2 separate regions of the Homo sapiens genome follow, and region 2 is linked to region 1. Evidence: chromatin contacts called from ENCODE Hi-C or POLR2A ChIA-PET data. All regions are on one chromosome and are shown on one strand. The core of a region is the stretch at or near the end of the contact, and the rest is flanking DNA. Distances in the headings are between cores, read along the strand shown.

Region 1 (2,670 bases), core at 104-2,603:
CGGCTGGAGGAGAAACAAATTCAAGCAGACCTGGGATCTGGGTGAAGACATTTTGAATCTGAACTCTTTCCCCAACACTGCATCTCCACTGCTACTTCGTCTGCCCGGAACAGTCACCCTCGGCTTTAAGTATGGCTGGGGCTCCTGCTAAATGTCCCCTCTTGAGAGAGCCTGCCTGACCTCCCTGTCTACAGTAGCTGTCACCTCCTTATTTCCCATCCAAGCTCTCTACTTATTCCTGTTGCAACAGCCATCATTGGTAACTTGACCTGCTAGTTTTCTGTTTCCTAAAATAGAGCCAGGATCTGTCCTATTTTTGGTCTCTTCCGTAGCCACACTGTGTGTGGCACATAGTACCTGCTTGAAAACATTTGTTGAATGAATAAATTGAGAGAGAAGGACATCAAGGGAGAAATGCTCAGTGAGTACTCAGAAATGCCCCTGCTGCCTGAAACCCCCTATTTGAGTCTCTCTCCTTTGATGCCAGTCTTCCTGGTCTTCTGTAAAGTAATCGAGAAGGTCATTAGTCCTCTCTGAGCCACCTAGCTAGGAAGGGGTATGTCAGGCTCCTAGTGCAAGCCAGGGGTAGAGATTGGGGGTCTCCGTGGACCTTTCCCCCACTCTCTGTAAGAGGATGGTAGGAGGGAGATCCTTCCATCTCTGCTGTGTGTGTGTGTGTGTGTGTGTGTGTGTGTGTGTGTGTATGCTGGGGCTGTTAGGGGTGGGAGTGGAGGGAGGAGGAGGCAGCCTGGAGCCGAGTCCTTCCTGGAAGCCAGAGGCAGGATGCCAGAGGCATGTGTTCCCCAGCAATCCCCAGGCCCAGGGGAGGGAGCGCCAGACCTGAGCTCAGCAGGTTGGAGATGCACCCTCCAGCCCACCCCCACCCTGCCCTGCAAGAGGTCCTGCAGGCCTGGCCAGCACCCTCTTTCTCTCCCTACAGCGCTCCTCAAGGAACTGTCTGGCCTTAATAAAAGAAGTGAAACCTCCTCAGTCATGTTGTGACTTCCAGCGTCTCCCTTAATTCCCACACTAGCCCTGGGAGATGTGCATTGCCACGGGCCCTATTTCACAGATGGGAAAACCAAGACTGAGGGAGACTGTGGCTCATCCAGGGATGCAGAGCCAGGCACAGACAAATCTCATGCTCTTAGCCATGCCATACGCCATCATCTCCACCCCAGCCCTACACCTGGAGCCCCTACACCTGGATACCCCACATGTAGATGCCCCATGCCTGGGCATTCAACATACCTGGATACTCCATGCCTGGGCATCCCAGGCCTGGGTGCCCCACATCTGGGCATCTCACACTGGCAATGGGAACAGGCTGAATGGGGGCCCCTGCCCTGGAGACCCTGACAGCCCTGCTCCCAGAATCACTAACACTTGCAGGAGGGCCTGCGTTTTTATTTCTGTCTCCTTGGGCAGGAAACATGGCCAGGAGAGAGATAAGGAGGAAAGAAAGGAGGGGCAGGCTTCTCTGGAGCCAGGGCTGCTGCCTCCCCCTCCACACACAGGGCAGAAGAATAGAAGGAAGTGGCCAGAGAAAGGCAAGTGTCTGAGTCGGGGGGTAGGGGATGTGGGGCAGGGAGGTTATCATCTACAAATAACCCTATCTCCAGGACCCCCAGGAGAGGATCAGAAGGGGCTGAGGCCAGAGGGTCTGGGCTGTGTGGCTGAGGGGGTGGACAGGGGTCATCAGTGTCTGCCTGGGAGATGATCAAAGGGCCACACAGAGGACAAGGACATGACCCAGGACCCTCCCCTCTGCCTGCTGCTCTGACCCTGCAGTTGGCCAAGCAGGTTGTGCAATGACCCACCTGCCCATTGGATCAGTCCTCCCCGAATCCATCCAAACCTTCGTTCCCCCACCCACTCATCCATCCATCTACTCCTCCTGCCTCCCTGCCTCTGAGCCTTCCATTCTCTGTTCCTTCTGCCCACCACATCTACCTTTCCTCTTCTCCTTCTTTCCACTGCATCTACCTTTCCTCTTCACCTTCCTGACTCATTCTTCAGGTCCCAGCTTAGAAACAACATTCTCCGGGAAGCCTTCTCAAACACCCCCACAAAATCCAGTGTAAGGAACATGGCCCATGGCCTCCCACAGCCCTGGTCTTCTCTTTCTATGATACTTATGACAACGACAATTTCATACTCACATCCATTTCCCCTGCTACCTGAGGTAGCTGATAATTCTTCAGCACCCAGAACAGTGCCTGGCATACACTAGGTGCTCAATAAGTTCATCTGGCATCTTTACTTTCTTATCTGTGTCTCTTCTCTCTTCCCTGTCTCTCTTTCCCTTTTCAAGGTTTCCTGAACACCTACCTGAGCCAGGTTGGTGTTTGCCACTGCCCTTGAGGCTGGCAGAGCTAGCATGGGAGTAGATGAGGCAGTGGAGTGGATGGATATCCTACCCACAAATCATATGACCAAAGGTAGAGAGAGACTGCATTCTGTTTGGGGTAAGGGAGGAGGAAGAACTGAGAGTGGGCTTCTCGGGGGAGATGGCACTTGGGCAGTGGAGATGGCAGTGGAGATGGGCAGTGGAGATGGCTGAGGGGTAGGCTCAGGAGTCACACAGGGAAGCACAGGCAGCTTTAGGGAGTGGGAGGTGTAGGGAGGAAGTCTCCCTGAAGAGAGGGGGCAGAGTGAGAGTGATGCAGT
Region 2 (2,670 bases), core at 104-2,603, 73 kb after region 1:
CACTGCACTGAGCCCGATTTTGAGTTCTTATTCTCCAAATGAACAGGTATCACAGGATCCACACATGTTGGCTTCTGACTGAATAAGTAGGTGCTCTCTGAATTCACACCTATGCAAACACAATGTGTTTTAAAGCCTAAGTAATAAAAATATGCTCATTTGAAGCTTACATACACATTATTAAAACTCACTGGCCAGGCGCGGTGGCTCATGCCTATAATCCCAGCACTTTGGGAGGCCAAGGCAGGTGGATCACTTGAAGTCGGGAGTTCGAGACCAGCCTGACCAACATGGAGAAACCCCGTCTCTACTAAAAATATAAAATTAGCCGGGCGTGGTGGCACATGCCTGTAATCCCAGCTACTAGGGAGCCTGAGACAGGAGAATTGCTTGAACCTGGGAGGCGGAGGTTGTGATGAGCTGAGATTGCGCCATTGCACTCCAGCCTGGGCAACAAGAGTGAAACTCCATCTCAAAAAAAAACCCAAAAAACAAAAAACAAACCCACCAGTGACTGCAGCAATTGTTTAGAACTTAGATCACTAAAAGATTTTTTTTTTCTCAAAGCAGAGCATTTTATCACCGACATTGTTTAGAACTGTCAGCTTTTTGTGGGTTTTAGGTTTGTTTCAAAATTCCCTACAGGCAGTTCATCCCTTTGTTGCCAGCTCCCTGGAAGGACGGCTTCCACTGCCCCGCTCTTGGCATGCCCATAGCAAGATGCTTCCAAGAGGGTTGCTGTGGGGGGATGGGATGGAACGGTGGTCAGAAGGTTGGGGAGACCCTGTAGCTGAGTCCTGCAATAGGACCAGGTAGTCTCCAGGTGGAATGGATGGACACAAGACCAGCCTGGGAACCCCTGGCGTCCTGGGAACCCTGGGTCAATAAGTATTTGGTTGCAGTTCGTAAAAGCCACCAGGGTTCTGAGCACCATTTGTGTACCCGTGCTTGGGGTTATGGAGAGCTGGGCACTAAAAGCTTCATCTCAGAGGCAGTTTGGAGCCTGCGAGGCTGCCTCCCTCCCGGTCCTGTGCTCCTCAGTCGGACTCCCACCCTCAGCCCCTCTCTCTCCTTCCCTTTCCCTTTCAGCAGTGTAGCCCATGGAGGCAGCTGTTCTAATTAAAAATCTCATAAATACCAGGAGATAAGGATCCAGGGGTTTTGTTTTTTATTTCTGCCGAGACTCCCCAGAGAGTCTCTTCAGTAGGAAAGGTCCCTTTGGAGCTGAGATTTTTCTCCTGGACTTCAAAGACAGGGCTTCTTAGGAACAGAACATCTGTTTAAACTGAACTTGAACCAAGAGGCAGGCAGGCATGTCCCACGGGAGAAGGAGGGGGCAGAGCCCAGGGGTGTGGTATCTGCTTTCTGTCCCTGGGGGAAGCTCCTCAGACAGGCTCATTCCTGCATCTCACAGTGTGTCCCCATGCTGGGCAGCTTCTCTTAGTAAATGCAGAGGAAGTGATGGCAGGTGGCCCACAGGCCTGGGGCCAGGCTTTGGGCTGACTGCTGTCCAGATAGCATCCAGGCTCCTGACCTCAAAACCTCTCTATTCAGGAGAGGTAGCAAGGAGACCTGGGGTGACAGAGTTGGCTCCTTCTGCCTGGAGGTCCCTGTGGTCCTCAGAAGTCACCTTGCAATTGGGGACCTCCCAGCTCTTGGCTTTTGCATGGACAGAGCCTCCTTCATCCTCCCTTCTTCCCTCCTTATTTCCCTCCCTTTCTTCTTTTTTTCTTTCCTCCATTCACTAGGCATCCACTGGGGTTCAGAGATGAAAAACTCCCACTCCCTGAGTTCGAAGGACTCACCACCTGATAGAACAACCAGGTTGATCTCAAAAGATAAGAAAAGTTGAGCACTTTGGTTGTGTGTGTGTGGCTGTTCTTGTTAAGACAATAAAACAATTCAGAGCTTGGAAAATGAAGGGAAAAGAAATCATTCACTTCCTCTCTTAGGACCAGAGCCTCCTTCGTTTCCTGCTTTTGTTCACACTCAGGCATGTGTTCAATAGTTGACACCAGAAAGTCCGTTCAGTTGGGCTTCCTGCTTTTTTTCCCCATCTCTCCTGGCCTTACAGTTTGTGAGATTCCTTCCTGGGCATCACAGGGCTGGAGGGCCCCTACTGTTGGACACTCAGCTGTGTCTAGTGTCTGCTGTCACCTGCATACCTCCTGGGAGGGGTCGCCAGGTACAGCAAATAAAATTAAAGGATGCCCAGCTAAATCTGGACTTCCTATAGACAATGACTCAATTTTTAGCATAAATCTGCCCCAAGCAATATTTGTTCCATGTACTATTTAGGAAGAATCACTGAAAGATTATTTGTTGTTTATCTGAAATTCACACTTCACTGGGCATCCTGTATTTTATCTGGGAACCCCGTACCTGGAGTATCTTTTTGCACGTGTGTAGTCAATGCTGCTTTACTTAATAATAGGGAGAACTATCTGGCTAATATGTTCCTCTCCCCATTTGTTGGGAACACTCTTCCTAACTTGAATCGCTCCTGTTCCTGCCCACACTTCTGGACTGCTCTGCAGCTTAGCGTACTTGGAGGTCACCGAATCCCTATAGGTCCTCTCCAGGCACGTTTCATTGCCAGCCTCCTTCTGGGAGCCTCCGGTGACTGCAAAGGTTTGGTTTGCTCCCTCTAGTGGCGGGGGTGGGAGGTGT

The links. Hi-C counts contacts between places; a loop is a spot of excess contacts on that map. ChIA-PET counts read pairs that join two places held with the same protein, here RNA polymerase II (POLR2A). Pooled maps may share reads with other maps.
Region 2: a map of heart left ventricle shows a loop between it and region 1 (7-fold over the local background). The contact joins the enhancer-like site here to the promoter of LINC02704 in region 1. A Hi-C loop is called at or near these places in 1 of 168 maps with a recorded cell type or tissue (heart left ventricle) and 4 of 50 pooled maps. POLR2A ChIA-PET finds 5 or more read pairs at or near these places in 1 of 52 experiments (SK-N-SH).

Annotation. Positions count from the first base shown.
Region 1 is chr11:44,700,006-44,702,675 of GRCh38, forward strand. LINC02704 (long intergenic non-protein coding RNA 2704) reads right to left here and starts at 1,354. Exons shown (of 3, transcript XR_931234.3): 1 at 1,252-1,354.
Region 2 is chr11:44,772,943-44,775,612 of GRCh38, forward strand. All of the region lies in intron 2 of TSPAN18 (tetraspanin 18), which reads left to right. Among named protein-coding and RNA genes, the nearest start is that of TSPAN18-AS1, 38 kb to the left of the region's middle. RefSeq lists an enhancer at 1,196-1,970. Within about 2 kb of position 1,354, at least 9 of the 41 ENCODE cell types and tissues checked have a DNase peak (open chromatin) inside an H3K27ac peak, as active enhancers do; they include heart left ventricle, where a contact is called at or near this core.